2 separate regions of the Homo sapiens genome follow, and region 2 is linked to region 1. A link is an interaction called in ENCODE POLR2A ChIA-PET data of the cell type or tissue named here. Cell type or tissue: GM12878. All regions are shown on one strand. Each heading gives the region's core, and the rest is flanking DNA. Links, peaks and the distances in the headings are about the cores only.

The links. Peaks named below come from ENCODE experiments on the same cell type or tissue, not always from the same donor. Only the 100,000 strongest peaks of a DNase experiment are listed, where the experiment ranks them.
Region 2: POLR2A ChIA-PET joins it to region 1 with 5 read pairs; 2 of 35 experiments call an interaction of 5 or more read pairs at or near these places.

The regions. Positions count from the first base shown.
Region 1 is chr7:132,873,658-132,889,316 of GRCh38, reverse strand. CHCHD3 (coiled-coil-helix-coiled-coil-helix domain containing 3) reads left to right here. Exons shown (of 8, transcript NM_017812.4): 5 at 3,572-3,655. Among named protein-coding and RNA genes, the nearest start is that of MIR3654, 150 kb to the left of the region's middle. In GM12878, for the core only: no CTCF peak of the experiment used is centred there; a DNase peak (open chromatin) is centred at 6,396; H3K27ac peaks cover 1,224 bases.
Region 2 is chr7:132,789,664-132,805,322 of GRCh38, reverse strand. CHCHD3 (coiled-coil-helix-coiled-coil-helix domain containing 3) reads left to right here. Exons shown (of 8, transcript NM_017812.4): 7 at 8,746-8,881. Among named protein-coding and RNA genes, the nearest start is that of FLJ40288, 150 kb to the right of the region's middle. In GM12878, for the core only: no CTCF peak of the experiment used is centred there; no DNase peak of the experiment used is centred there.

The sequences.
Region 1 (15,659 bases), core at 5,349-7,848:
TTTGTGAACAAAGGGAACATTACCTAGTATGAGTGTTTTAATAGCCAGGGTAGATAATGCCATACATTGAATGGGGGAGAAAACCAGGTGCTGATACATTCAGGATTTAGTAGGTAATACAATTTCCATGCTATCTATAACTGTTCAAGTTGTTAAATTTTTTGAATTGTTAATATAATTATTTAATAGGTTCACTCTTTTAGATGCCCTCAGTGCTACATTTCCATCTCATAGTCAAGTGTAAACATATGGAATATTGATGTTTAAAAGATTTTTTCTGATCACAGAAGTACTAACTGTTCATTATAGGAAATAAGAAACAGTCCAAATAATATATCCCACTACATATATCATAACTACTATAACATCTTACCATACTTTACACTTTTTTCCATGTCCATATAAACAAGTACTCAACCTTCTCTGTCCCTCCCTTCTGCTCCTCCCTCCCCCATTTCTCATGCAAAATTAGGAGCTTAGGGCACATGCTATTTTATGACGTGTTTTTTTTCTCACTTAATATTTTGAGTTTTAAAAAATTAATTTTCTGTTACGATATCAGCTTTCAAGGACTCTTACTGTTTGATTATATGGCTGGATCAAAATCTTTATAATCAATATCCTATTGTCAGATTATATCTTATTTACCCAAACATCTATTGTTCACTCTTAGTTGTTGCTTTAAATAATGCTGGTTGCATTTTCTTAGATGTAAATACTCTTATATTTTAATATTTGCTAGGATTGAATGCCTGGAAGTGAAATTGGCCACATAAGAAGATTAATGATAATAATGATTTATACACACATTCACACATTTATAGTTATTATTATAAATTTTAGTATACTTAATTTATATTCATTTTTAAAATTTATGTAGTTAAATTCATTCTTTCTGATATACAGTTCTATGAGTTTTGACAAGTGCATGTAATTATATAACCGCCACCACAATCAAGAAACATATTCATTTGCTCACCTTAAAAAATTTCTTCCTTTTGCCCCTTGACTATAAAGTATGTTTCTTTTTAATTCTGAACATATAAAGAAGCAAAAATAAGAAAATAGATACCGCCCATAAGTCTACCAGTCTGCTGTAACCTCTGTTGACATTTTGTAAAATATCCTTCTGCTTTTTTGTTTGTTTTTGTTTTTTTATTTTTGTTTTTTCTCTTCGTCTTCCTTACAAAAAAAGAGGTTATACTGCCTTTATATAGCTTTTTTTCTTTTTTCTTTTTTAAGTGGTATACTTTGAGTACATATTTCATTTAGCCATTGGATTGGTTTGTTTTTATTTCTCTGCAATTCTAAACAACCTTGTAATGAAGTTTAAACAACCCTATAATGAATATCTTTGCATATAGTACTTGAGTACCATAAGTAGAGTTTTTAGATCTGGTACATAGGTATATTTTAAAGACTTGTTAATTTTATCCAGTTGATTTATAAAATGGGTATACCAATTTATATTCTGACCAGCAGTGTATAGGAGAGCCTATTTTCTTATATCCTTGCCAATATTGAGTATTTTTATTTTACATTTTTGTTAATTGGTAGATGAATAATGACACCATATTACCTTAATTGGTATTATCTGATTTGATGTGGGGTTGGGTTTTTCTCATGTGTTTATTATTTGTATTTTTCGTGTGTTGATTTCTAGTTTATTTGTGTATATTTCTTTTGTTGTTTTTCGGTGGGGAGAGGAGTGGGGGATGAGGCTTCTTTTTTCAGTGCTCTATATGTTAATAACATTAACTCTCCCAGTTACATGTTGGGATTTCTTTTCCTGTTTTTGTTACTTGCTTCTTCTTTGGATTTTATAATGCTTTTGTTTTATGCAGTTTCTTATGAGTCTATTCTTTTTCATTTTCTTTATTTATATTTTGGGTTTTTATGTTGAATTTAAAGAGGTCTTTTCTCTTTAGATTATGTAGTCATGTATATTAGATTTGAAATTCATTTACTTTTTGTTTCATATTCTTAACAGTCTAATAAAATTTTTACTATGTTGTACCAGGGAGCCATAGATTATATACTTGTATATGAATGTACTTTAATCTAATCTTAACATTGTATTTGTTTTTATTTATTCATATGCTTCCAAGCAGCATGTACTTTTCATTGAAATCTTCTATTCAAACTGTAACAGCATAGTGACATTAAAATGTGTCTCAAGTTAAGCATTTCCTTTTTATTTTTTCTCCATTACCTTCTTTGGCTTGCATTTTAAATATTATCCATCAGATTTTGTGTGTGTGTGAAATTAGGAAAAAACAGTACTTATGTTGTTAAATAACTGTTTATTTTATTTTTAACATGCTGCAGGATATTGAAGACAAAGTAAGTAGCAAAACAATAACCTATAAATGTGCAAGTAGTTCACCTAAACTAAGCAGATAGTTGAGTAGACAGGCACCTTGACATCTGAAACAGACAATACTTGATCATTTAGCAAAAGAATTTTGGTGAAATAGCACAAGGATGGGAATGCCTAAATATATACTTGTTAATGGATGGCTGGATGCATACAATTAAAGAAATGTATACACTTTACATATTAAAAGTAATATATATACTTTGTTTATTAAAAGATACACACAAAAATATATATATCTATATATAGTGTGTGTGTATATATATGTATATATACACACATATATACATATATACACATATATATACACACACACACTTTCTTATAAGTTGTAGTCAGGCATATATTCAGCATTCACTGAGCAAAAAATATGTTGAAAACAAAATCTAACTCAGAGTGATATAGGAAAGTCTCATCCCTCAGAGATAAAGGCCAATTAAACATAATATTCAAGATACCAACATTAGTTTAAGAAATGCATTTTTTTTTACAAATCTTGAAAAATATCGGTAAGTAGCCATCTTCATCATTGTTTAAAGAACCAAAAATATTATACTTGTTTTGATTTTGTTTTAAAAAATCTTGTAAATTGAAAGTACAATAACTAAAGCTTTTAAAATTACTTTTAAATATGGTTATTTATTATGATTATTTTGAATTATTGAAATAAACAATTATGGTAGTTTTTGTTTCCACTCTTCCATAACAATTAATTCTTTACATAAAGGGAAATAGAACAATGTATGTATTTATTTGCAGGTAATTAACTGTTCTTAAACACAAGATTTATGTACAAAATGTTATTTAGGCATTACTTTTTTGTTCAAAAAAGAGCCATGTATCTTATGCCCAGGATAAAATTAAAGTTTCATTGTACAAAATATTAATCCTTGAAATTACTCTTTGATAGGGAAGTTAAATAAGAGTCTGTTATGTGCTGTATTCTGACGTTTCCTAATATATTTGGACAAAATAGGACACAGCTGTTACAGCGGGAAAAAAAATACAATGCGGACTTCTTCTTTACATTTAAATACAGCAATCATCATCTTAATGTTTTTCTATGGCAGAGACCTAATAGATTGCAAAAATCTTCAGATTTGTATTCTTATTTCTAATGCAATTTATTCTTGACTTTTGCTTTGCTGTTGCTGCTTTTTCTTGATATAGTATATTCCTCATTTCTTTTTTTAGGCTAGGCAGCTGGAAGAGAAAGACCGAGTGCTAAAGAAGCAGGATGCATTCTACAAAGAACAGCTGGCTAGACTGGAGGAGAGGGTATGACTATTTTTTATCATTGATTCTATTACCACATCTGCTGTTTTCTTGTATATTTATTTAAAAATTAATAAATTAGAACTTCAACTGCTTTTCCTGGTTGTAAAGTGGCCAGGAAGTGAAGAAGCAAAGCAGGTAGTTAGTTCGTCCTCTGTAACAATGTCATTTTTTCTTTGGTCACTTTGGAATGGTTGCGTTATTTGTTCACTGATGCATTTTACCACTTGGGACCTACCGCAAATACTTTTCTTATATGTTTAGAATCTACATAGCCTCCAGGTCAGACAGTACACTGCTACTCTTATCTCTCCCAGACATTGACTAAACTTTAGTACACTCTTAAAAATGGTAGTGTTTTAAAGGATATATTTATCTTCTTTTATCTTTTCTTTTTTTGCTTTTTTCTTTTTGAAATGGAATCTCACTCTGTCGCCCAGACTGGAGTCTAGTGGCATGATCTTGGTTCACTGCAACCTCCACCTACCAGGTTCAAGTGATTCCCATGCCTTAGCCTCCTGAGTAGCTGGAATTACAGGCATGCACCACCATGCCTGGCTGATTTTTGTATTTTTATTAGAGACAGGGTTTCACCATGTTGGCCATGCTGGTCTTGAGCTCCTGGCCTCAAGTCATCTGCCTCCCTCAGCCTCCCAAAGTGCTAGGATTACAGGCATGAGCCACTGCACCTGGCAGGATATATCTTCTTTCTGAAAACTCAGTTTCACTGCATTTGTAGTTTAGAAATGAATGTCTCCTTCAGGAGAGGTAGATAGGAGCTGAATAGCAGAAGTTAAACATGAGTTAGGAGAAGGAAAAGAGATACGGCGTCAAGTCAGCATGGGTCTAGAATTGGACAGAGATGGACAAAAGAAGGCAGTGAGTTTAAGAATGAGAGTTTGAGCACCTTATCAGTGCCCTTTTCAATAAAGTAGATTGGTTATCTAGATTAATTTCATACATAGACCATGAGGTTGCAGAGTAAGCTCTCTCTCTTTTGAATGAAACCCTCCAAATTTTATTTGTTGAAAATGTTATTTGATAAGAAAATAGGAAAAAATAAGAAATACACTATTAACCCTCACTCAGTACAGTTATGTATATGTTAAATGTGTTTGCTGTCTCCATATGTTACCGAACTGAGTACCTCTTGAATGTAGGGAGCATTTTCTCATTCATGTAGCAGATATTTACTTAAGCACCCTGGTCTTGTGCCAGCAGCTATGTACTAGTGAAGAAAATGAGGTAAACATCTGTCTTCATGGAGCTTAAATTCAATTAAAACCAGAATACATATTGTATGGCAGGTTATGATAATTTCGGGAGGAATAAAATGGGAAAAGAGAGTCCCAGGGCTGGGGTTTAGGCATGGAGTTGGGTACAGAGGGAAGAACTCTCTGTTGAGATGACATTTGGGAAGAGGCCTATGGTAATAGGGAAGCAAGCCATTGCCAAAACCGTGAAGCAGGCGTGAACTTGGCATGTTTGGGAAGGCTGGGGGGTTTGGGAGCAGATGAACCCTCTGGCTGCTGTGTTGGGCAAGAGTTGAAGCAACAGAGAATTAGTAAGAAATTACGGCAGTAATTCGGAAAAGGGATGACTGGTGTGGGTCTGAGTGCCGACAGGGGAAGTAATGAAATGTGGTTCGGTATTTTAAAGGTAGAGCTGACCAGATTTGCTGATGGCTTTGAACATGAGTGAAGAAAGAATAAACTCTAGGTTTATGGCTTTTATAACTAGAAGGTTTTTCCACAGGTGAAGATTCTTAAGATATGGATTGGGATGTTGGTGGTGGAGGAAATCAGGAGTTTGATTGTGGATATGTTAAGCTCAGGACACTTAAGACATTGAAGTAGAGATGTTGAATAGGCATAAAGTGAAATGGTTTAGAGAATGTCAGTAATTTTTCCTGTAAAGGGCTGGATAGTAAATATTTTAGGCTTTGCACACCACATTTGGTTTCTGTGCAGCTCCCCACCTCTGCCTTTGTAATGTGGAATCAGAGAAAGCCAACTGTAAATGAATGAGTGTGGCTCTGTTCTAATTGAAAGACCCTGAAGTATGAAGCTCATATAGTTTTCACACATCACAAAATTTTGCTTAAATTTTTTTCCAACCACTTAAAAATGTAAAACCAAAAACAGGTACTGGGCCTGATTTGGCTCCCTCGTTGTAGTGGGCAGAACTCTGATTTAGAGCACAAGGCTCTGATGTCAGATGCCTTGGATTCAAATTTCTGACCTGGCATTTCCCTGCTGTGTAATGTGGAGCATCTTATTTTTCCTCTCAGTTGTTTCATATATTAAGTGATGATTTAATAGTACTTACCTCACTTGTTAAATGAGCTAATACTCATAAAGCACCTGTAATAGTATGTAGCACAGAGTAACCATTCACCCACTAATTGTTTTACTTCTATACCTAGAGCATTGTACATGGCTTAGAGTTTGTATTAGTCTGTTTTCTCACTGCTATAATGAGCTGCTTGAGACTGGGTAATTTATGAAGGGAAGAAGTTTAATTGACCCACAGTTCTCCATGGCTAGGGAGGCCTCAGGAAACTTACAATTACGGCAGAAGGTGAAAGGGAAGCAGGCACCTTTTTCACATGGTGGCAGGAGAGAGAGAGCGTGCAGGGGAAACTACTTTTAAACCATCAGATCTGAGAACTCTCTCACTTATCACAAGAACAGCCTGGGGAAACCACACCCATGATCCAGTTACCTCCCACCAGGTCCCTCCCTCAACATGTGGGTATCACAATTCAAGATGAGATTTGGGTGCAGACACAGAGCCAAACCATATCAGAGTTAGTAAATGTTAAATGAGTGAAAGTGAAAGTTTTTGAGGTGATATACTTGGCACCTGCTTTTCCTCACCCAATGACAGTTTTCTTTGTCATCAGGTTTTACTATGTTAGGTACCTTATAAACTTGCCTTTAATTATTGTCAGGTTCAAGAAAAGGCACTGAAAAATATTCTCCCATTTCTCATAGACTCACCAATTTGATTGGTACAAACGTCTGAGAAGATTTGTTTCTGGCAGATTGAACTTATCTGCTCAACAACTGCTCAACAAATAAACTGTTAGGCTTTTTGGCACCAAGTAGAACAAGTGGTAGAAGATTAGATAGACACGATATGATAAGATCAAATTATTGTGAATATATATATATATATATATATATATATATATATATATAGAATATATTGTTTTCCTTTTTGAAGATCAGCCTGGGAAGTGGTCATCCTACAGTTGAAACTGAAATCTGAGAAGCACCAGTGAGCTTAGAAAGCTAAGGTGGAATATATACACTGCTGTTACTTAATACTCGATAACTCCACATTAAGTAAAAGAAAGAATGTTAGACAAGGAGTCAGAAGGTATGCTTTTGTCATGTGGCTGTTCGGCAATTCACCTAATCCCTTGTGGTGTCTGGTTCTTTATCTGCAAAATGGGGATATACTCTGTTCCTTGCTCATCTTCATGGTGATTGGGGGTAGATCAGATGAGTGTGTAAAAGCCCCTTGAAAGCTGGAAAGAGCTTAACAAATATCAGCTGTTGCCATGAAAGAATATTTGCTTACTTTCCATTGTGTATAAGATAACGATAATCATAGAATTAATATTATTCAACTTCCTTGTGTCTTTTGCACATTTCTGTACAGTCCTGTTTTTGTTTGTTACTGTCATTCTCAAAGTACTCAAGTTGAATTTTGTCACTTTGGATTTCTTCCAGGAATATGTGAGAGACATTTAGGTCTCTAATGATGAAGTATTTTCTAGGCGTAATGCAAAAGATTGTAAAGAGATTTTCTTCTGTATTGTGATGGCAGTGAGAATTACAATGTCTAACTATTTCTATTAGGAATTCTGCACACACTTTTGTATTAGACAGTGTAAAAATGCTGAATCCATTAATTCGTATTGTAAGAAATGATTCTAATATTAATATAATTTGCAGAATCATCTAACTTACTAGGAAATCCAGGTTGCCTGTGGTTTAAAAGTGGACATAAGCACATATCTTTTCCTCTTTTAACTAAATGAAGTGATGAAACTATAAAGTAGATACCAGATGGTGTATCATTAATGGAGAGGGATGTTGCATCAACGAGTCTTTTACAGAATCATTCTGAGGGAGATTCCTGAGATAACCTTACCATCTGCGCATCAACTAGATTAACACAGCAATTGTACACGTTATCACTTTTTGATGACTTGAACTATTCATTTATATTGGCTTGATGCAGATTTCTTTTGAGAGTATGAATCAAAGTGCACTGAACATGTGAAGTACATTTAGTTCTGTAATACAGCTTGATTTGCCTCTTGGATCTATTTCAATAAACTGCTTGTTAATTAGATAATTCCCATGTGTGAATGGAACTCCCTCTACCCAGGTATTTATATTGGCCACTTCACCCAGGAGTCTGATATAATTTTCTTCTTTCACTAACTTGTTAGGAGTAATAAGTGTAATTTAACTGGACACTGATTTCACCCTTTTTAGAATGAGTTTTCAAAAGCAGCGACACTTTACTGAGAGAGAAGGTCAAAGCCATTTGAAAAGATTTTTTAAGTCCTTATTTCATACTCAAATGTTGCTAAGTTATCAATGGCATCTCTGTGAACATTAGAGATATCACATTTAGGTGTCTTGCCTAATTGAAAGATACTTAGAGAGTATTAATTCCTGATTATTGGTATAAGAGACATAGATAGTATTAATTCCTGGTTGGTGATTTCATGAGAGGAAGTTGAGAACAGCTTTCAAAGAGAAGGTTCTTAAGTGTTTCTACGAAGTAGTCTCCAAGTCTCACAGGGAATTCTGTTTTTTTTGTTTTCCCAACTTTATTTTTGTTTGTTGTATAATTGACAAATATGTCCATAATGCTTTATACCTCTTTATGATAGCCACATTTTGTTTATAATACTTGTGATTAGTTATGTGTGTTTATCTTGTACACTCCTGAGGACACAGAGCTAATTTTCATATTTCTGTATTTTCTATTTTTTTCTTTTGTTTTTGAGGTTCCATAACTTGCATATTTCTGTATTTTCTACAAATAGCACAGTGAATGAATCCTAGATTTTCTAAGCTTATACTATGAAGTTATGTTTATGCAATTAGTGTATAGTTTTAAAATACACACAAATGTTTAGTATCTTCTTCACTAGCCATTTAAATTCATAATTTAATTCTATCCTGGGAGAAAGTCAAGTTTAACTTTGAATATTTTGTTATTGTTTATAGCATCCTTATTAACATGCTGATGATAACATTTACTGAGCATTTACATTGTGATTGGCACTTTGCATGGATTGTCTCATTTTATACTTACCAACAACCCTGTGTGGCTGTGCGCCCTATTGTTTAGGTGAAGGCTTAAAGTAATTCACCTAAGAACATACAGCCAAAATATGATAGATCTGGATTTGAGCCAGGTTCCATGCTTAAGCATTTAGCTGCTGTCTAGTACCAACTTGAAGATGTTCATTCTGTATGTAAATCCTGCTGATTGTAGCATTAGTTCTTTGTGTGGTAAGTTAGCTCTTACCAGCTTCTAATACAACTTTTTGGGTCCTGACGTTATGATTTGATTAATGCTACCTCATAACCTAAAAGTGTTAAGCATTCAAAAATGCATAATTTTCTCCCAGAATTTGACATTTCCTGGGAAAATTTGACCAAAAAAGAATAAGTAAGGTCTTATTACCTAGCGATTACAGCATGATACCCCTAAGAGTTATTTTAATATCGAGTTGTGCTTCTTTCACGTTGAAATAAGAAATTTATAGTCATTAAAGCAGCTTAAAAATTTCTTCTTGAGGTCTTCATTCACTTGCTCATACTTTGATTAATACTGCCTTCCATCTTTTCATCTCTTTCCATCTTCTGGAAAGAAAGCAAACCTTTTTTTTTTTTTTTTTTTTTTTTTTTTTTACTTTTGACAAAGTGTTCTGATAGTTATTTCATCAGAGTTTGGATCGTTGTGTGTTCTTCAGGAAAATGTGTATTTTTCAGGAGTCTGTTGGTCCTGTGGGAGGGAAGCGAGGGGTAGGACCGTGGTTATCGTGTCATAGAGGGCAGAAGCCACAGTCTCCCATGGGTCTTCCAGGATGAAGGGCCTTGTCTCCCCAGGACATGTTGAAGACTTGAGCTCTTTGATAATGTGTTTTGCATGTATAACTTCTCCATTATGAATTTGAATTGATTTGCTCTATGGCATCCACTTTGCTCTTGGCTTTCCTAAGAATGATGGGGTTTTGGCTCAGCATGAAGCCCTCTTGGCTTGAGGAGCTGAGGGAAATCAGAAAATTTAGTTAGGTATAATACAATGTTGAGTAACCCAGTGATGTGGCATGCATTTGTTCTTTGAGAACTCCTCCCTACACCTCCCCCCACTGCATTTACAATTTATTTGCATTCTTAAATATGAAGATATGTTTGTAAGATGGGCCACTTAAAATATTATTCTATGTGCTGTATGTAAAAAATGGAAGACTAATTTTATTAGGTTAGTTTTCCATGGCATATAATCAAATAGATGCCTCCTTGTCTATAAACATATTACCTATTATTCATCATGTGCTTACTATATTGAAGATCTGCTAAGTGTATACCATCCTTCAAAATTCTTTCCCATGTCAGGATCTTTGCCTTTGTTGTTCCCTGGGATGCTGTTTCCCACCTCTGAATAGCTGTCTCTGACTCCCTTACAAGTTTTAGGCTTTCCTAATGACTATCAGAAACTAGACTTCTGAACCCTGTCTCTAACTGTCATATCAACCTATTTATTTGTTTGAAAGCACTCTTCCAGATCTATAATTAGTTTACTCATTATTTGTTAACTTGTTCATGACTGCCTTCCCAGTCATCCAGTAGAAGTTCCACGAAGGCAGAAACTTTGTCTTAGACACACCTGAATCCCTTATCTGGTGAATCATAAATGCCAGTGTGGCATGGATTGCTTTCAGTTTTCAGACACCTCTGGATTTCAGCAGCAATTTGCATACAGACTGCAGGAAATCTCACAGAATTAAAAGGGAGAGAGAATTAGATAAGCTGGGCAAAAGAGAATAATACAAAGAGAATGGTGAAAAATAAATTGCCATTAAGAAGAAAAGTATATTACTAGTTTGTCACCTGTGGAGAGAGTTGCTAATTAAATTCTAAGGTCATGCTTACATCAAATGAGCAATTTTTAAAAGTCTCTCACTTATGGCAGATGACATGTCTTTTATTGCATCATAAAGTGTTGGGCTCATCTGTATGATTAATTGGCTTTTGATTGTGTGTGACTTCTTCTTTCTCAATTAGTACCTTTGCTTCTGTGCTCCTCTGTGTGAAGCTTGGGGAAAAAATAATGCCAACAATGATAATAATGAGAAATGACAACAGAACAGGTTATTGTCAGCCCAGAGTGCTTCTTATGGGAAGAAATTATGTATTTTTACTACCAGGTGAAGTCTGTCATTGTAAAATATTTCAGTGAGTGAAGCTGGATCAACCTTTTCAAGGGATTAATGCAGGATGGATTCACAATTAGTCTACTGACATCTGAGATACTAAAATATAAACAGTCGTTTTTTGGAGATGGGGAGATAACTTAAACTTGGTTTATGGGATTAAGAAACCGTTTGATATTCCCCCCTGCGACGTGCTTTCTAAACAGTTGCCAATGATTTTAGGTGATGTGGTTAACTCATTTTGGCCCTGCAATGTGACAGAGTAAATTTAACATGAGAGTTAAAAATGTAACTTCCTGGTAGATGTGCCTACGTGGGTTATACTAGTTTGCACTTGTCAACCTAGAGAGATAGACTATTCCTTTGACACTGGGAAATTTTGTACTGGCTTCTTCATTCATGTGGAGATCAGGGCAGATTCCCTGTGGTTTCTATAGTTACCGAGAGCTACACAAACAGAGATGAGGTTCTGTAGTCCACAGGTTTGGATGTTGAAGTTAATAGAAGCCTACACCACTTTTAATTGTAATGTCACAAGCAACAGAGGTTTTATTAAAGTGGCTTGGATTGTGTACATTGAGTTACTCTCAATTTTTTTTATCATCAACAAGTAATGATAGTTTAAGTAAATGCACTTAGATGTTAATTGTTCTGTAGAAAAATGAATAAGGCCCAGTATCAGCATATCTTTTGTTAACATAATTGACACATTTATAACTTAGGTGCAAAGATGGAACCATTTTACAATCTACCTGCTTTCCTAAAGGAAGTTTATTATTGCAGATATTCCAAAAGTAGCAAGCAAGATATTTTTTTTCCCTAGTTTGTGCTCTGGGGAAAAATATCAATACAGTATAGTAGGATATGGGGGTCTTATCCTTAATTCATTATTCAACAAATCCTCAAAATGCGTTGGCTTTTCTGTTAACCTCTCTGAAATTTCGAATGGGAAATGTGGTTTAGGTAACCTTGAGCTGCTTTTCAAATCTGGCTTTAGGGATATGAGACTTACTTTTTTTCTAGGGTGAGCTGTTAAAAGTGCATCCAGGTAAAATGATCCCTTTAACTGGAGTCAGTTTTTCTATGTCTAACTTTAGAGGAAAGATTTGCAAATCATGGGATCAGCACTTAATTTGGGGCTCTATTTACCATGTAGGCTGTCAAGAAGTATTAACCTTAAGGTAAGATGAGAACATGGAGTACAAAGCTGTGAGTTGATGGCATACAGTACAGCGGTATTAAATAGCATTATCCATCCTGCTTGCTACAGTAAATAGGATTTCACTATTATGATGTGTCAGGGCTTTCAGTAAAATCAAATTTACAAGACACTAAACTGCCATCCTCTCTGCTGAGCAGCTTTATTCTGGGATCTTGCTTTCATATTAATCCTGTTGGTAGGAAATACTTGTACCAATTGTGCATGGAAATTATAATTTAATGATCTCTTCCTTTTCTTTATTCAGAGCTTAGAATGGACTACTGTGCTTTGCAGTGATAGCCCCAGGGCTCTGAGAAAGAGAAAATATACAGTGCAGCTTTAAAGCCCAGTATTGCTTTTTTGTGAGTGCTTGTAATGATCATAAGTGCTGAGATGCCAACAATATGGGTTGCATACTTTCTCAACTCTTCACATTTCCTTTACCTTTTGAAAGGCTACACAATAAAATAATTAGATTCTGTTTACCCTGATGGTTTTAAAAAATGATATGCCACTTGAATATGTAAAGACAAGGTAAGAAATAAAGCATTGTGAAATCAAGGGAAAATTAATTCCACTTTTAAAGATTCTTTACATTTTAGGAAGGCTCAGCAGGCTGTTTTATTTGAAAAACAATTATTTACTCACTTTACTTTCTTTGAGCTCCTTTCTTGCTATTGATAAGAATATTACAGCCAGGAAATCATTATGTTTCCTGCGTATGAGATTGAAATTGGCTAAATCCTTTGAATTTTCTTCACATCCAATTTCAAAGTTAGTGATTGTTTTGCTTCTTGACATCTTGCTTATTTATAAATTTCAAATGTACTTCATTTAGGCAGACCAGCCAATGCGTATTTTCCTATTTTACTGACTGAAAAATTAAAGTACATGAATATTAAATTTTTTAAAGGAAATTGCAGTGCTTCTGTTAGAAAGTGCTCTTCAATCCCAGTTTTATGTTCAGACCATGAGACAGCTGTGCGTCTGTAAGGATTACGTTTCAACACATTAGCTTCAGTTAAAAAGATATATTTGGTCATTAAAACATTTGCAAATAATATTAGCTCATAACATCATCAAATAGAAGTGCCCACATCTGAATTTGGCATATAAAGCAAGTTTGCACAGTAAGGTTGGCATTTAATGAAGGGAACCTAAATCCAATTTGTCCGTGTAGACTAAGATAGGATTTTAACTTTGGTCATTCTTATCAGAATTTTGGGGACTAGAGGGAGTCCTTGGCATTCACCACTCATTCAAAAACACATTTATTAATCTCCTACAGTGAGCCAGGCTCTATTCAAAGATATAATGATGAATACAAATGGCACAAAAGCCCATTGGTATCTGGCACGGAGCTTTCAGTTGACACAGTGGCGCAATGGGCCCATGGAGGCTGTGTGTTTTGTGAAGAACACTACCTTTTTACTACCTTTGTCCCTTCAAGAGCTAAAGATCATGGGATTTTGGGGGGAAAGTTAGTAGGTTAGAGAGATCCATCAGGTTAAATTATCAGATGAAGACCCCAATACATTGGTTGCCTCAAGTAGTTCTTTCTGAAAATAAACATTAAATAGGTAAGTTCCTTTGAGGACCGGAACTCATTCCCCTTTAATCACTGTGATAGTGCCTGGCACATAATAAACCTTGGATAAATTTTTTTAAAATTAATGTGTTCGTCCAGGAATGGGGTGGGTTCCATGGCCAAATAATTTTGAGGAATGTTAGGTTTCACAAAGCTGAACAGATTTCTTTTCTACAGGCCTTCTCAGAAGTTACGTACACTTAGAGCCTCCAGGATGAGGATGCTGCATGATGTGTTTCACCATTATACCCAAAACATGGAATTGTTCTGAGATGAATTTATCCCAGTATATCACCTGAGATTTCTGTGCCCTGAATAATGCTAGTACCTACATTTTTTTTAGTCCTTCTTAGCTTGCATCCTAGGATGTAAAAGTAGAGTAGCCGTAGAATTTCACTGTTGGAATTCCTAATCTGAGGGCTTCTGAGGACCTGAAAGCACCCTGGGATTGCCGCCCTTTGCACCATGTTCCAAAAGCATAGGTCAATGAGAAGAGGCTGCCTCAGGGTCCTAAAGGTGCGGTGCTCTGGGATAGGGTTTTCTTTCTCTCTGAATTCTCTTCCTAATCCTCACCCTTTCCAAGAGTCTTTGAGAAAACTGTAGCCCAAGGTATCTAATTTTTGTGTTTAGGTGTCCATTGATTCAAGCTTGCATTATTCCAACCTCCTCAGAATTGGGAGCAATGGGTAGTGGGGTTTCTCCTTGATCTTCCCATGTCAAGATTCAGCACCATGCCCATTAACCCAAGAGTTGTACATACTTGCCTGAAGAACCAGGCGCAGGTTTCAGTAGCATGCCACCAATGGAAAGTCTGAACCAGAATATTCTTCCCTTTTATGAAATGAAGTAGGAAGGTAATTAAATTGGATAAATTACTCCTGTGGATCTCTACAAATCTTCCCGCAAGTGTTGCCAAGATATGGTGCTGAAGGAGCAAGTGAAAGAGATATCAACATCTTCTGTTCCATCAGAGCCTCAAGGTTTCTGTGACCCTCTAGAAAGAATCTATAGGACTTGCTATTCTTTTGTGAGGAAGCAGTAAGGTTTACTTACATAGCGTAGAAAGTGCGCCTTTGTATCTGGAGAATAAGTTTGATGATGGTCAGTAATCACATGCTCTGCAATTTAATTTGTCTTCGTAAAACGTTTAGAACTGGAGTTCAGAGAGAATGGCATGATCACCACACTGTCCCCTTGTGACTTGTAGTGTTTGTATAAACTCTATAAAAGCAGGGACCTTGTCTGTTCCCTGCTGTATCCCTATTACCTAGACCAGTACTTGGCACTTAGCAGGTGCTTGTTAAATATTTGTCGAATGAATGATGAAGGCATTTTCAGCGGGTCAAAAATGTCCACGTAGCCTAGAGATGCATCTTCCAAATTGCTTAGTGGGCAGCTCGTCTCAAGTTAGACCTTATTCTGCAGGTTTTCTGAAATTTAGGTGAGGGTCCTTTTGCTCCAGTCATGCTAACTTCTGCTATTAATGCAACAACATACCTTATTTATGTAAAATTAAACATCAGTGTAATTACTACTCCTCAAGCAAGCTTTTGAAATAAATTAAATTATTTGTCTAAGTGATGTTCTTATCCATTACTTTTACATGACTGGGGAGAAGGTGAATAATGATGATGATGATGATGATATCAATTTTATCCACAATCTTTAACCTAAATAGAATGCCCAACTTCATATATTATCCCAAAACCTGGTTTTGAGTGACAGAGTGCCCCTGGGTACTATG
Region 2 (15,659 bases), core at 5,180-7,679, 84 kb after region 1:
CCACACTGTCCACGCACAATAGAATGGTTATGCCCTCAGAACAGCTGTAGTGTATACTGCCTGTACTGTTTCCTTGACACTTCGGTTGCCTTGTGTTACTTGTGACCTTTATGAGTGTGTATGTTTCTCCCCCAGTAAATAAGTTTCTTGGGGGAGTATTTAGTATTCTCTCCCCTCCCCTTTGTTCCTGCACATCCTTTACTCCCCCTTCCTAGTCTGTACACAGTGGCACAGCTCTGATGTCCACATGACATTCTTTCTGCCTCGCAGCACTGCATCCAAGGAAGTTTGGCAGCATGGCCTATTGGCCCCATTTTGGGATTTCCCTCTTCCAGTAGCAGTGCCTAAGCATTCTCCTCTTCAAGTAACCGATAGGGATGGAAAACAGACAAAAGGCTTGACTCTACCCCTCCTCCCACTGCTGCTCCCGCCACTCTTCATTTTTAGCACTCTGACACTTAAAGGGCAAATCAATATGGATAATTTTTTTTCTTCACTTGTCCCTAAAATAAATACATTTGCAATTCTTTCAGTTAAGGGAGCCAGACACAGTCCTTCCAGTGTGTATCTGGTATTTGGATCTTGCTTTTAAAATGTAGTAGAAAAAAGTGTATCACGTAAAGTAATGTAACACGCTCTCTCACCACAAACTTAAATTTTGGTCTTAACCTAGTTTTTTAGAATGTGTCACAGTCCTCATTGAGATATGTGACAGTTTTGAAATTTTTAAAATTAAACTGTTCTTGACTTCTCTTGGTATTAAAAGCACTCTCTTAAATTTGATCACGGCAGGGAAGAGGTAGGGGTACTGGAATGTATTTTTATGCATGGACTACTCAAATGAAATTTCACCAAACTTCGCACCACCCGAGTCACCCCTCAGCTGAGAATGAGCATATAAAATTCATCCCAAAGGGCAATTCTTTGTGAAAAATTATAATCACCTAAAAATAGAAGCTCCGCATGAATGTGTGCCCACTTATATTTCTGCACAGAACGCAGCTTGCATACTACCCAACAGCAAGAGTCTGTGATTGTAAGCTATTATAATAGATTGAGGAAAGTGATATAAGAAGGTCCATGAAGTATGTATTTCTCCAAATAGGGAAGGATTATTTCTGGGAGGGTATGTTTGATGTTCCCTTCAGTTTTCTCATTAAGTCTTAGGTTGATTGTTAGTATCCTTTGTTGGAAAAACCTTGTAGATTGCCAGGCCTGGTGCCCTGTCCCTTGGCTACATTGGGGACTCCCGTGTTGGCTATTTCCAGTTATCTACCTTCTAAACATGAGGTTTTCTGCAGGAAAAATGGGTGATAAAGGCAGTACCACCCCTTCAAGAACCTGAAATTAAAGTTACCTTCGAAGACAAGATGTCATAGTTTGCTTTAGTTCCCAGCCTTGAACTCCCCATTTCTCTCCCTCGTCATTCCCAGTGGGTGGGTTGCTGTGCCCAGCCAATCCCTCTGTTTTTTCTCCACCTGCCAGATTCGTGCAGGTGGAGAAAAAACAGAGGGACTGGCTGGGCACAGCAACCCACCACCGGGAAGAGTGTATTCCTTCCCTTTCTCCTCTAGTTCCAATAGATTATTTTGCTTCCTAATATCTTTCTGCTTTCCTCAACTTATCCCAGTTCCTCCTGTCTTCCTTCTGTTTTGGGAGTGACTGAGTAGATAAAGGAATAAATGAACCAACCAACCCTCATGTTTTTAATCCTAAGACCAATTTTGATGAACATTCCAAAGTAGCATCATGAGGGATTGGAAATAACTCACAAAGCCTCGAGGGTATCACCATAAGTAGAATACATTATATAGATATTTAAGAAAATAGTTATTTAAGGAAAAATCTATGATTGATGCATTGTATATGGCTCATGATGAACATATTTCTGTTATGTAATTAAACAGTTGTTTTACGAAGTCAGGAGAGAGTAAATGCCATGCCTTTATTTAATAATAGTAATAATAACGATGCTTTTCTTGACCCTGAAACCTAATTGAGATATTCAAATAAAAAGTTTGGTCTGTGTTAAGATTACTTGGTCTCATTCACACATTGATATATCCTTTGGAGATTCGGATTTAACAGTTTCATTCCAATACCTGTGGATCTTTTGAAAGGACAAAGAGAATAATCTTCAAATTTGCAATTATTATAACCAAGGGCTACTTCTATGGGCTGTGATTTTATTCTGTTCCCACTATGTGCATGCTAGGAGGTAGTTCTACCCAGAATACTTTATATAACTGCTGCTAGAAAACTGCATTGTTAACCCACTAGTGCTTGTTTTTATTACAGCGTTATTATTTGACATTTGTTAAGCAATAACAATATTTCAAGCATTGTTAAGAAAGAAAGGGAGGGAGGGATGGCTTATAGCTCTCTAAATAAAGGCTTCCCACCCAGACGAAAGCGCAATTTGTTAGCTGTAGAATTTTGCCTGTTGAGAAGACTTTGTAGGCTTGAGAAAATAGCATCCCATGAGTACATGGTTGTTCTAAATTATATGTGATCTGGAAGTTTATTTGGGGTCCTTCCAGATTGAGTTCATGTTGCCATCAGTTATGTTGAGTCACCAAACTCTGTACAATTATTGCCTCTTAGTCCTGGTATCTTTTAAGTAAGAATTAAGTAAAAATTTTATCTCCCTTTTTAGCGATATGTAGCCCAAATATAAGTCAAGAACACCAAGATATGGTGGAAAGTAAAAATTAGCCAATGGCTTGTTTCTTCCACCTCATACCAAATGTCTGACTTCCCAAATCCTTCCACCTGTTAAACAACTAAACAAAACTGGGGACCCTCATTCTTTGGAGACCCAGTTTCCTAAGTTCAGACCTCTAATGAGGAATAGGAACTCTCCAGCTCTTCAGTTGTGCTGGGTGAGCCCATACAGTGGGATCCAGCTCAGGGTTTGGTGCAGTTGGCAAGATCCCAAGAGGGTTTTCTGTGAAGGGTAGAATGAGAGCTGTGGCTTGAGAAGAAACCAGGCAGCAGGGGAGTCCCATCGTGTCAGGGTGTGTTACTCTCCCCTGAGCACCACAGAGAAGACACCAACCCCTACCAGCTGTCACGTGGCCACATGTTATTAGAGTCCTGCTCTCCTAGGTTTTTCCACCCTGCCCCCCATCATTTCCAAGGACCCAATATTATTGAAAAAGAAAAACATATTGCAAAATTGAAAAGTTGTTTGCTCACCTTACACTTTGGTATGTTTGTACCCATCTGTTTAGGGTGTATGAGGCCTATTGGCATAAGAACTGTGTATCTGTGTATATAGAGTACTGTTGCTCATTTTAGCAGGGATAGGTGGCCAGAGGTCCTCTCTTTTGGATTTTCCTGGGTTTAGGGCTTTTACTCAGGGTCCTAACACTGGAGTGGAAGGCTGGCAGTGCTTTCCCCTCCTGCCCTCCAGGTCACGTTCCCCACGTAGATCTGACTGTGGAATTGTGAACCTGACATCTTTTTCCAAAGTCAACAGTGGATTAAAATTAAAATGTTAAGTCTTAAAGTATTTTCAGATAGAAACTATTCTTTCAAACCTTGGGTTTATAGGATAGAATTTTATATGCTCTGTTTTCTAGCTAGCCAAAGCTAACCTTTTCTTTTAAAGCCCAAGCTGTAGCTATTTGATTAAATAGTATGGCCCTCATTACAGGTCATAGTCTGCTCTCAGTGTGACTGGTTCGTTGAGCTAAGTACTGAGCTAGGTGATGTCCAGGTTGGCATTCCTTTCTCTGGTAACAGTGGAGGCTGCTTGGCATTTTGTGTTGTGATGGTAGAAAACATATTAGTTAACATTCATCATGTTAGTAATCAAAAGAAATAGCATCTCAAATTGTATATGAAAACAAATGGAAACAAAGCAGGCAGCTTTTGGAGCTGTTTGGACCACTTTAGAGAGGGACTTCTGAAGTGTAATTGTGGAAATTTGATTACAGCTCAAATGGAAATGTCATTAATAAAATGGTTAGCAGTTATTAAGAATGTCAGGAAAGCTTAAAATTGAATTTTTCAGATCTTGCATAATTAGAGACTACATTTTACTCTGAAAACAAATATTAGGATATTTAGATTTAAGGTAAAATTAAAAATAAAAAGTTAATATAGTACATTTCAGATAAATATTTTCTTCCTTCATATTGCATTTTACGATAGATTAATTATAAGTGATGAGAAAAACAAAAGTGAATGATTACATATTTTTAAATATTGGCAATGTGCCTAGTAGCTTTAGTTTTGTGTTTTAAAAGAAAAGCAGAAATCCTGATCACTGGGTTTAACAGCTAATGAAAAGTTGGTAGAGAAAAAATTAAAGTTTTTGCATTGTGCTATAGGAATTAGACCTAAAGATTTGATTCCCTGACTGTGTTGTGTGTCGGCTTTTAGTGTAAAATATGGTTTTATGAGACCACCTGATCCCATGAAGGATGCATTATCAGAACCTGTTAAAAAAAAAATAGAATTCTCCTTTTAACACCAGCCATTCTCATCTTCATTTTCTCTCTCCCTCCTTCTTTCCTTCTTGTTCCCTCTCTTCTCCCTCTCTCTGGTATTTCATCATAGTATCTGTAGAACTCTCTCAGCATACTTCTGGTTCAGGTACAGGGAAAGGATCCTTTCTTTGCATGCCTAGACTCGTAATGAGTGACTTCAGTGTCCTCTAGAGCCTTGGGAGTTGTGGCTGCTAACTGATTGTCATTACATGATTTTTTTAGCCTTCTGAGTGGAGAGTGGTGTGAGGAGTGTTATCTCCACATTTTTTCCTTCTCTGAAGTTACCTTATTATCCTTACCATTAATATTAGCAGAACTAAAAAGATGGGTAAGTAGTTTTCTTGAAATGTAAAGCTCAGACCCACATCAAAGAAGGTTCTAAGACTTGAAAATAGAGGCAGCAGTGGAACCAACAGATAGTTTTAAAACAGATAACCGAGTGTAACTGTGTTATAGAGTCTTAAGAGGGGACTTCTGAATACTCCCTTGGCTTTGTTTTTGCTAAAACTGTTTTCGTTTCTCTTTGATCAGTTAATTTAACTTACAGGAAAGTCTCCTAAGGTAATAATCAGAAATGGTAGTTAATAATTTATGTCCTTCACCATGTTTTTTAAGCAGTGAAAAATTAGAAACAGCCTAAATGTGTATCTTTATTCTTTTCTTTTTCCAAAGTTTCTACAATAGACCTGTTAGTATAAGGAGAAAAAATACTTGGATATATATTTTTTTAGATGCCTTTTAAGTGAATATTAACATTAAACATTAGCCAAAGAATGTTTTACTGGTGACAGGCTACAGAATATCTACCAGAAGTGCTTCTTTTGATTTTGTTCTGGGGTCAAATCTTTGGGACTCCAGTTCTACCTTTGGTACTGTCAGCAACCCCTTGGGCCTTTGGTGCCACTGTGTGGGGTAGGGAGGGCCAAAGGGAGGGCGGGCTGCTAGTGCTTGTGGAGATGAGGGGAGAGAAAGGGAAGAGCAGAGTAAAAGAGTATAAGAAAGAAAAGAAAAGAGATGTGCATACATATGGTAGGATCCATGAAAGGTTCCCAGTAATTTCAAGTGACCACAAAACTGGATTTTTTTTCTTGTTTTTGTTACATGTATATTTTCAAAGGTTGACTCTATTCCACCGATTTCTTCTTGCTAAACATGTTTTTGAGTAACTATTAGATCTTCCCACTTCTTTATTAGTGTTTTAAGTTTTCCAAATCTATATTTCATCCTTCTCTTACCATTGTCATTCACCATTTCTTTGCCTCTTCCTTACATACAAAGAAATTAACTTGTCTAATCGTCCTTTGCTGCTAAGACTTAATTTTCCTTCCTAGGTATCTTGAAAGTCTGCCTTTCATTATTTTTGCCTAATAGGGGCTTTTTCCATCAGCAGGAATGAAAGCAGTCAATAAAAGTCAATTGCTGACTCTATGAATATATGGAGGGTTTACCATAATGCATATTGGAAATGTTTTGAAACCTTTATCCTGAATGGAAGGTGCCATGGCTTGTGTTTTATGGCCTTCTAATGTTAGACAGCAATCTCATTTAGCATTTTCCCAAAGTGAAAACAGTGCATTAGGGCAGTATAACAAGCTTTACAGATCAATACAGAGGCAAACCTTTACCCTTACAGATTAATCCAAGAAAATGTCCCAGAGTCTACTCCTGGAGCTGGAGGACAATTATGCTGATTTCCATTCCTCTTCCCCTCTTTCTACCATCAAATCATTAATACAGATTGAAGTGTGTACAAAAAGAATTTCAGAGGATGACTGCACACACACACACACACACACACACACACACACACACACACACAGAACAGATCACCAAACAGGAAATCAAGAGCCCTGGAAGTGAGTAGTATTGATTTGTGGTGATAAAAGTATATTTTGACACATTTCAAATCATAAATAACGCATGGACTTTAACTTGCATGACTAATAGCTCAACCCAGGATACATGCTTATCTACAACTTAAACTACCTCTTTCTAAGGAGTCCATAACATGAGGTGAATTATCCCATCGTGAGTAGACTTTTTAAAGGAAAAAATAAACTGTCTTCTTTATGACATGCAGTGTGTGGATGCTCATTTTTACAGTCTTTTCCCGTATGTTAATGAGGAAGGGCTGCATATCTGGTCAGGGTTGTTCTAGCCTTCCCTCCTCACCTCCTTCCCCCTGCTTTTAAATCTGAGACACATTGGAGACACGATCAGTTGTCAACACTAGGATAGAATGTAACCTTGCTTTCCTATGAGCTATTAGTCATTAGTCATGTATTTGCTAGGTTCAGCTGATCTGATGCTTAATCATATTTTATTCGATATTTATCTAGATGCAGGTCTTGCTATAATTAGTCACTTAGTGGTATCTGTGCCTATACTCTTTGAAGCACGGCTGATTCCTTTTAAATCCTGATGTTCGTGGTAAAGGATTAGGGAAATCTGTGTCCAGAAAAATTCACAGACATCTGAAGTTTGAAATCTTAAAGCATGGAAACTCCTGGGATTCTATTTAATTCTGTTCTTAGGTATTTGACAAAGCAGTAAGGTAATGAATGAAAAAGTAAAAGTGATGTTATAGAAAAATTGTTGAAACATTTTTTTTTCTCTGTATGTCTGTGTTCTTTAGAGGATAGTAGGAAGTCAGGGAACCACCAACATGCTTTGCATTTCTATTCTAGTAAAATATATATTAGCTTAGTGTACTGGATAAAAATAATGAGACAAATCATCACCCAGGCGTTTCCTTATTGATGAGAAATATTCCCCCTGTGTTCTCTAGGGGTTTTGTTTGAACCCATTAAATTTAAAATAATGTGATTTCAAGATTACTATGGAAATAACAAATTTAAATTTCAAAAATAGAAGTGATAAGACTGGAAGCTTCTTGTATTAAGACTAATTTGAAAAAACACGAATTTCAAGATTAAAAGTAGTAATATTGTGCTTTTTTTCTCTGTATGTATTTAATCCTTGCAGTCCAAACTTCCCTGCCGTATTAATCAGAATATTTTACCTTCATTCGTATAACTCATTTGGTTCATTATCATTTTTCAAGCATATATTATAAGGTTTTTGGAAACATTTACATTTGGTCTCACATATTCACAGAAGCAATCTGACTAAAATCTGAGATTTGTAAGTATAAGTAGCAAAATTTTAACCCAGGGGACTTTAAAATGTTTTCTTTGCACCGATTTGTATTCATTCAGTAAATGTATTACATGACTTCTGTAGGGTTCCGATGTCTAATAGCTGAGGTAACAAAGAAAATAAGTCACAGTCCTTGGAATTTACATTCTAGTAAATGTAGGTTGCTAAATTGTATTAGACTATGGTGTAGTCAGTGTCACATGCATGGCAAGAAAAGTGAATACGGGACCAATGGGGTCACCATAAAGGGAATGATAGACTGTACCAGGGTTGGGGGGTGGAGAGCTAATGAAAGCTGACACTTGAGTGAAGTATCAAAGGATGAGTAGGTTTTTTCCAGATATAGAGGCATAGGTGGGAGTTTGGGCGTAGAGCATTTCCAGAAGCAAGAGCAGCATGAGCTTAGACTTGAAGAGAAGTGTAAGAACGAAACCCTGAATTGGGTTTGTCCAGGCTTCAGCTGTGTGCAGGGTTGGGGGGTGAAGGCCACAGAGTAGGCAGGAACCTGGTCAAGAAGGACCAGCCAGCTGGCCTTGTATTTTGTGTAGAAAGTGCTGGGAAAAGAGACCATCTTCGATTTCCTATGGGAAAGAACCCTCTGGAAGGTGTGTGCAGGCAGGAGTAGAGGGTGTCAAAGCTGAGAGACCAGCTGGGAGGTTGTTTCTTGAATTCAGGATGTGGCTCACTTGGAAGCAATGTAACGACAGTGAGTGTGGAGCAGGAGGACCAGGCCGTAGGGATCTCCAACTTTGTGACCAAGTGGATATGGGAATGGAAGAGAGAACTTAGGGCTTCCAAGTTTCTGGCATGTTGATATGGTTTCGGTTTGGAAGGGATGGTTATATTGTCCAGACTAACTCACAGTAGTGTCAATTAGTGGAACTAATTTCTTAGAATTTATTTACCCTTTGTCATTTTTATCATGGGAAAAATTTAGCTATCTTTGAAGTTTAAGGAAAATTCTTTCTCTTAAACCTTTTTCTACATTTGCAACATCTGTGTCTTACTGTGCGTTTTATGTGTTCTTTAACCTTGATTTTTATTCTGAATGAAGACCATTGGTCTCAGCGGTCCCTGTGTTTGTTTTCAGGCGATATGAGTCTCATCCAGTCTGTGCTGATCTGCAGGCCAAAATTCTTCAGTGTTACCGTGAGAACACCCACCAGACCCTCAAATGCTCCGCTCTGGCCACCCAGTATATGCACTGTGTCAATCATGCCAAACAGGTAGGTGTGCCAGCCAGGCCACTGGGGGCACTGGGCAAATTGAAAACTGGATGACCTGGGGCAGTGGTAAGGACTAAATGGGCCACTGTGTGTGAAAAAGCTTTCTAAGCCCTAGTCATCATCATCAAGAATTACTGTAATGAGTTGATTAGGGCATAACTTGTGTCCGATCATTGTCAAAGAGCCCATATCTTCCTTATGTACAACTCATTTACTTGCAGAAAAAAGGATTCTACTACAATTATACTTTTTTCCACTTGCCCTGAACTTTTGTCTTCTAATAATAATGTTCCCAAGGTCATTCCTCATACTTTTAGGCCAATATTTAGAGCTAGCGAAGAGGATACAGATTAAGAGCTGGCACCTTTGGGCCCATAAGCCGTAGGTAGGCAGAGGGCCAGGTTAAAAAAAAAACAAAACACCACCGTTCAGTCACTGTCCAACGCTTCCACCAGTTGATAGAGTTCACTTAGTTGGACAGGGAAAGGGAAACCAGAGATAGCATTTTAAAAAGAATTTCCACTGCTTTTATAGACCATAGCCATATTCTTCTCTTGACCCTTCATATCAGAACAATATGATGTTCACAGGACGTGCATTTTCTCTAATTTATGTACTTTAGAAAGCTAATGATAAACCCTGAAGCAAATTATCAATTCTGGCAGGTCACATAATTGCCTATCATTTAACCAATTTAACAGTTGGATATGGTTGTTCTGAGAGGCAGAAATTGTTGGAAACGTTGATTCCTTCTGCTGACAAACTCCATAGATTTGACCTTCTAACCCAACTAAATCTAGTGTTTAAGTTACACAGCATGCCTTTCTGCAGTCTAATTTGATGTAGTTATAATAATATCACTTGGTGTAAAATTTTTATACTCTACAAATATCCGACGGGAGGGTTAGTATTATCTGGATAGCTGGAAAATAAAGTAACATTAGTGGAAAGAATATAATCAAGATTTATTAAAAGCCTATGTTGTCCTCAAAAGCCTAGTGGCTGGCAGCTTTTTTCTGTTTCTTGCTTGTAGCTGCACTTGTATAACTCTTAGTAGTATGCCAGGGATCCTTTTCATTAAAGGTCTTTGGTACAGGTAATGTTGCTAATGTTAAGTTAGTACGTTTTATTTGTCGAAAACAGCTTCTGATATGCTGTTAATAAACCCCAGCCTTCAATATGAATATGAACTGAAGGACTTGAGACTCGTAGGTTGATTCATGGATTTTTCTAACTTGATAATAGTGCCTTATTGAGCTGGTGGTCAGTGGAAAAGAGTGGTTGTGACAAAGTGTATGTTTCAATGCTGGTCTCTAACATACGTGCCTGTTTGTACCATGTGATTTGTAACATTACCACAGTGGCAGCTGCAGGGGCATTGGGAGTGCTGACCCCATCCTGCCTGTCTGGGTTGTGTTGAATTATCTACATATAGTCTTGTGACATCAATGGTATATATTTATAGGATAAAGCAAAGTTAACTTGTGACAAAAGCAAATACGCCACATGGCGCGATAGTGAGTTTGAATCTGGCAGACCTGGGTTTGTACCCTGTCCTTTTACCAGCTCTGTGACCTTGGGGCTTGAGTTTTCTCATCTGTAAATTGGGGTAATGTTGTGAGGATTACCTTTATATAAAGTATTCAGTAAATCTTATTTTTCCCCTTCTTTCCTCAGTTGCATTATTGTGCTGAAATTTACTAAACAGGTCAGCCAAAAGCATCAAATTATTATTAATGATTTCAAAAGAGACCCTCTTTTTTCCCCCTCACTCTCCAATCTTTTATGTTCAGCTAGTATGTTTGGAGTATCTATTGTTTTCGTGGCTCTTATATTCAGTTATTAGGAGGTGTATAATACAAGTTAATAATAAAAAGATAGAAGCCCTCAAACCTTTTTTCCTGAGATGGGCAACATTGAAATGGACGAGAACCAAGAACCTGCACCACCTTACATTTCGGCAGTAGTTAGGATTGCAAGGTCATTTCACATCCATTCTTTTACTTGTTTTTTTATGACAACCTGAGATGTAAATAGAGATGGTTTTATTTTCACCATTTTCCAGTTGAGAGCATTGAAACTCAGGGAAGTCACAATAGTGAATTTAACAGCTAGACCAAGATGTACCTTGCCATAAAAACAAAAAATTTCAAAATACATAAGTGGCATTTGGTTTTTGAGTGGGTAAGTTTGTGAAGGGGCATCCATCCATCATCCACTAATGCAGAAATAAGGCAGTAAGGGAAAGTGAGAGCGAAAGCGATAAAGGGAGGACACAGAATGTGGAAGATCTAATGAGCGGGGGACAGAGTCTGAAGGTCACACATGGGGAGTGGGTTGATGAAGCCCGTGATGAAAGGGGCAACTTGGCACTGGCCCATTTTAAGATCACGCCACAGTGGCCAGAAGGAGCTTCTATCAGTGTTTCATGAGCAGTTACTTTCCTTCCAATACCAGGTTGTCCTTTTGCTCCTTGTGAATTTAGGCTAACCTCATGACCCCAGCTGTGCCCCTGTTAAGAGACTCCGGCAAGATACGTAGTCCCGACTGCCTATTTTAGCAGTTCCTCATGGGCCAACTTCTTACATTTTCTTCTTATGTTTCCTGTTAAATCCAGAGAACAAGCTGGACATGCTAAACATGGAAAATACTATACATGACAACAAGCCATTAGGCAGTGTTGTCCATATCCGACACAGTGCAAGGGTTTCCCCCATGGAATAATTCCAATGGCTAAGTCCACTCCACTTTTAAATAACTCATAAGATTGGCCTTTCACGGGTTCCCTGGGGCATTGTTCTAGAGACTAATAGGTTTTACTGTTAGGAAAATTTCCGGATATTCCTTAGCCTTACTCTTCCTCTCTGCTTATTTATCCACTTATTCATATCAGTGTTTCTTCAGCTGTTCTTCAACAATTTCTCATGGGTTGACATGAGACATTTAGGCTATTATTTCTTGTGTATTAACTTATGTGCTCTTCATGAGGGTAAAGAGATATTAAATAGCTCTAATTATTATTTCTAAGACTTAAAAGCTACCAGCTGGCTGGCTGTATGAGATACAGCATTTACAAAGGAAGGAGCACATCGATTGATACATAGTCCTGTGTCTTTTGTTTCTCATATCTGCTTAGCCTCATAACTTTCTCAAGCTCAGCAAGATTGGATTACCTCTTCTTACCTTTGATACCTGGTTCCCATTCTATCTTGCTACACCTACCTAAGGTAGGAGAGGTGCTGCTTGTACCAAATAGGTCATGTCTCTTCCTCTGAGCGTGCCTATGAACAGGCATGCTTATGCACACCACCTACCTTACAGGAGAAATGGAAAGGAGCGGGAATGAGAAGCCAATAGTATTTGCTCATGGGTAGACCAAAATGTGCCCAAGTTCTGTTTTTTAAAAAAGGGGAAGGGTGTCGAAAGGGTTTGCTGTCAGATCTGCATTACGTCTGGGACCATTCCCTGGGACATACCACCTCTCTACTATTTACTTGTAGAATTGGGCTGCATTGGGAGTTGCTAGTCTAAGCATTTCAGCTTTTTCCCAGCCCTGCTGCTATTGACAGAAAAATGCAGAAGCTGGCTGGACCCTTCTGGCACATTTTGTGTTCACTGGGAGGGTGGGGTTTATAGGAAATACTGCTGCTGCAATCCTAATCTAATTATAGTGACTTGAGCTTCAGTTGCTTTGATAAACTGAAGGTTTGAACCAGGTGATCCATGAGGGCCATCTAGCTCTGTTATTCTAGGACTGATTCTGCTTTGAAGTATATAGAGCAAAAGATGGTGTGCATAAGCATGCCTGTTCATAGGCGCACTCAGATGAAGAGACATGGCCTATTTGGTACAAGCAGCACCTCTCCTTTTGAGACCTCCAGTATTTGTGCCTTCGCCTCTTAAATTTTGCTGTCCACCTTAAACGTTCACTCAAGAAGAACACTTGCATTTCTGATTGGTCTGCTGCTGCCTGGCCTCCCACTGCTACGTACCCTTTCTTTGAGGTTCACACTCCTGACAGCCCTGGGGAAGCCAAGGTGGCAGAAAGAACTGGGAGGGAATAGAAACAGTTTCACAGTTTCTCCAAAGTCAGTGAAGTGAAAAACAGCTGTCTCTGCACTGGCTGGCAGAATGTACCCTGCCGGCTAATAAAGGCCATTAGAAAATGCAGGCTCCCTCCAGCCAGCCGTAAGCCTCCCCTGGATCGTGATGCCTTTCATCCTGTGAAGTACCATGGGAAGTGTGACTCTGAAAACAGAGCAGGAAGCCAGGAACCTGGAGCCTGACAACCAAGGGCAAACTGGGACCAGAGGCAAGGACCAACCCCAGGAGATGCCCAAGGGACAGAGGTCAGTGTGGGACCTGCAGTTAGATGATGAGTCTGTCAGGGGTCCCCCAAACCATAGCAGAAGTTTCAGTCAGTAAGCAGGCAGTGGGACAGTAGCCACGCAAACAGTTAGTTCAGCTCACAATAAGGACGTCTTGTAAATGAGACAGCCCCACCTCAGACCTACATGCTTCCTGCTGATCTCTTTGGAGAGATCAGAAAGGAACCTGGCCACAGTGAGGAACTTGGGGTCAGGACCCAGTAAATGAGGCTAGATCCTAATGTGACAGCTCTCCAACTTAAGGCTAGTGCACCCCGTTGTCTCGTTTCTAAAATATCATTGACATCTCCAGTATTTGGTTGGCTTCCTAAGTCAAAGCCTCAAGATCAGTGCATATGGAGGAATTTGCCCTGGCACAATTTCTGTCCGCCTTCTGAAGGACAATTTCATCTCCCCGGTGAACTGTATTTATATTAGACCAGGATTCTGCTCCTAAGTCTGTGACATATTTTGAGTATGAAGGGGTCCTGAAAACATAGTAGTAGCTTTTGCTTAAAAATCAAGGTTCTTGAAAGAAAAACCTATTGCCAGAGCAAGCTGTATGTTATCATTGTTTTCAGATGAACTCTACATTAGATGCAAATGATTTAATAGACTTATAGGCTGTTGGAGCTAAAAGGACCCTAGAGATCATATAACCCAACCTCATTTTTTTCATGTGCAAAATTAGCTTCCAGAGAATTTAAATGATCTGTAGAAGGGCAGAACCCAGACCAAACAGCCCACTCTTAAATTCAAAACCAGGGTATTTTTCCTGTCGTGTCAGATCTCAGATGTGGGTGAGCATCAGAATCCCCTGAGGGGTTTGCTTAAAATGTACCCACCCAATCCCCATCCCTGGAGATTCTGATTCAGAAGGTCTGGGGTGAGGCCTGGGCATCTGAACTTTGACCAAATTTCCCAGGAGACTCTGTACCCAAAGTTTGAAAACCATTGCTCTTAGAGCCCATTGGCCTGAATTGCATTAAAGGTCTTTGACCTTTCAGAGGTCCTGCCAAGTCCTTGTTTTCCATCTTTTGGGAGATGGGGAGCTATCACTCCCTATAGGTCAAAGCTACCTGGCAGAGGTCTCATCAGACCAACCCTAGGAATGAATCTTTAGCCTTAAGAACAAATTGGAAGATGATGTGGGAATCAGATGGAAGCCTTGAAAAGAGATCCCCTTCCCCTCTTCTCTTGCTCCCATTGAAACAGTAGGTGACCCCAGTCCCCTGGCTAGCTCACAGCTGTGACCAGACCCTCCCTTGGTTCTACTGCTCCCAGTCACCCTGCTTCTCTCCCCGACCCACATCAGGGTCCCCCCGATGTACACGGTGGCCACTTTCAGAGAGCACGAAGATAATCAAGAAGGTTAACTTTCTGGGAAGCCCCCCAGGAGCATGTTTTTATTGTGTTCGAAAGCTGCTTTATCATTATCGCTTGATGACATTTATTAATTGCCCAGCTGGGATGCTGGTCACAGGGTGACTGACACGTGGGTATTTCATAATAGATTTCCCATTTTTTTGGTAGGGCAGCCCTTTGAATTTAGAGTCAGATCAAAGCAAACAAAATTCCAAACTTTAAATTTCCTATCCCAACCTCTTCCATCATAGGAATCCTTTTCTAAACCACTTTCTGAGAGTAATCGTTGCTTCGTGACATTTTCTCTTTTTTTAAATCTGAGTTTAATAGAAGAAATACTACCATGGTAATAGATTTTCATTTTTCTTAATAGGTATTTCTTTTCCCATGGTCATCCTTCAATTAGAACTGCAGTATGTTAGTGTTTTGTCTGTTATTGCAGCCAGCTGTATAAACAGTTAATTACTTGTAACTTAATTTGAATATTATACAGAGCATTTGTCATAGAAGATATAAAACAAGATCCAGGCAGAAAAAAGTTAACTTCTATTTCCTCCAAAGCAGGAGGAACAAAGAACAAACAGCTCTTGCTGCAGGGGAATAGACACATATTGAAAACAAAATAAGTGATCTAATCAGATTTCCAGGTAGTGAAGAACAGTACTTGGTGCACAGGCAAAACTCGCTTTGTGCTTCCCATAAATTCAATTTATAGATGACTTTTCCTTCCTGTCTTATGCACAGTCTTCTCATTCTGGCTTTTTCCTCATCGAAGCTCCAGTGTCTCCCACTCCCCACTTTTCCTGACCCTCCTTAGTAAAACTCGTGTCTTAAGACCAGGTCTGTGCCAGGACACATCTCCAGTTTCATTTTTCCTTGGTTAGGTAGACCTTCCTGCTTCTCTACCCAGCTTTATGAGGCCTGAAGTCTTGGTGAGGCGCTGGGTAAGTTCATCCAGAGACAAGCACCCTGAGTGGTATCTTAAAAAACAAACCGCTTTTCTTCTCTTCATGATGATTGGTTAGCAACCCAGGGTTGCCATCATT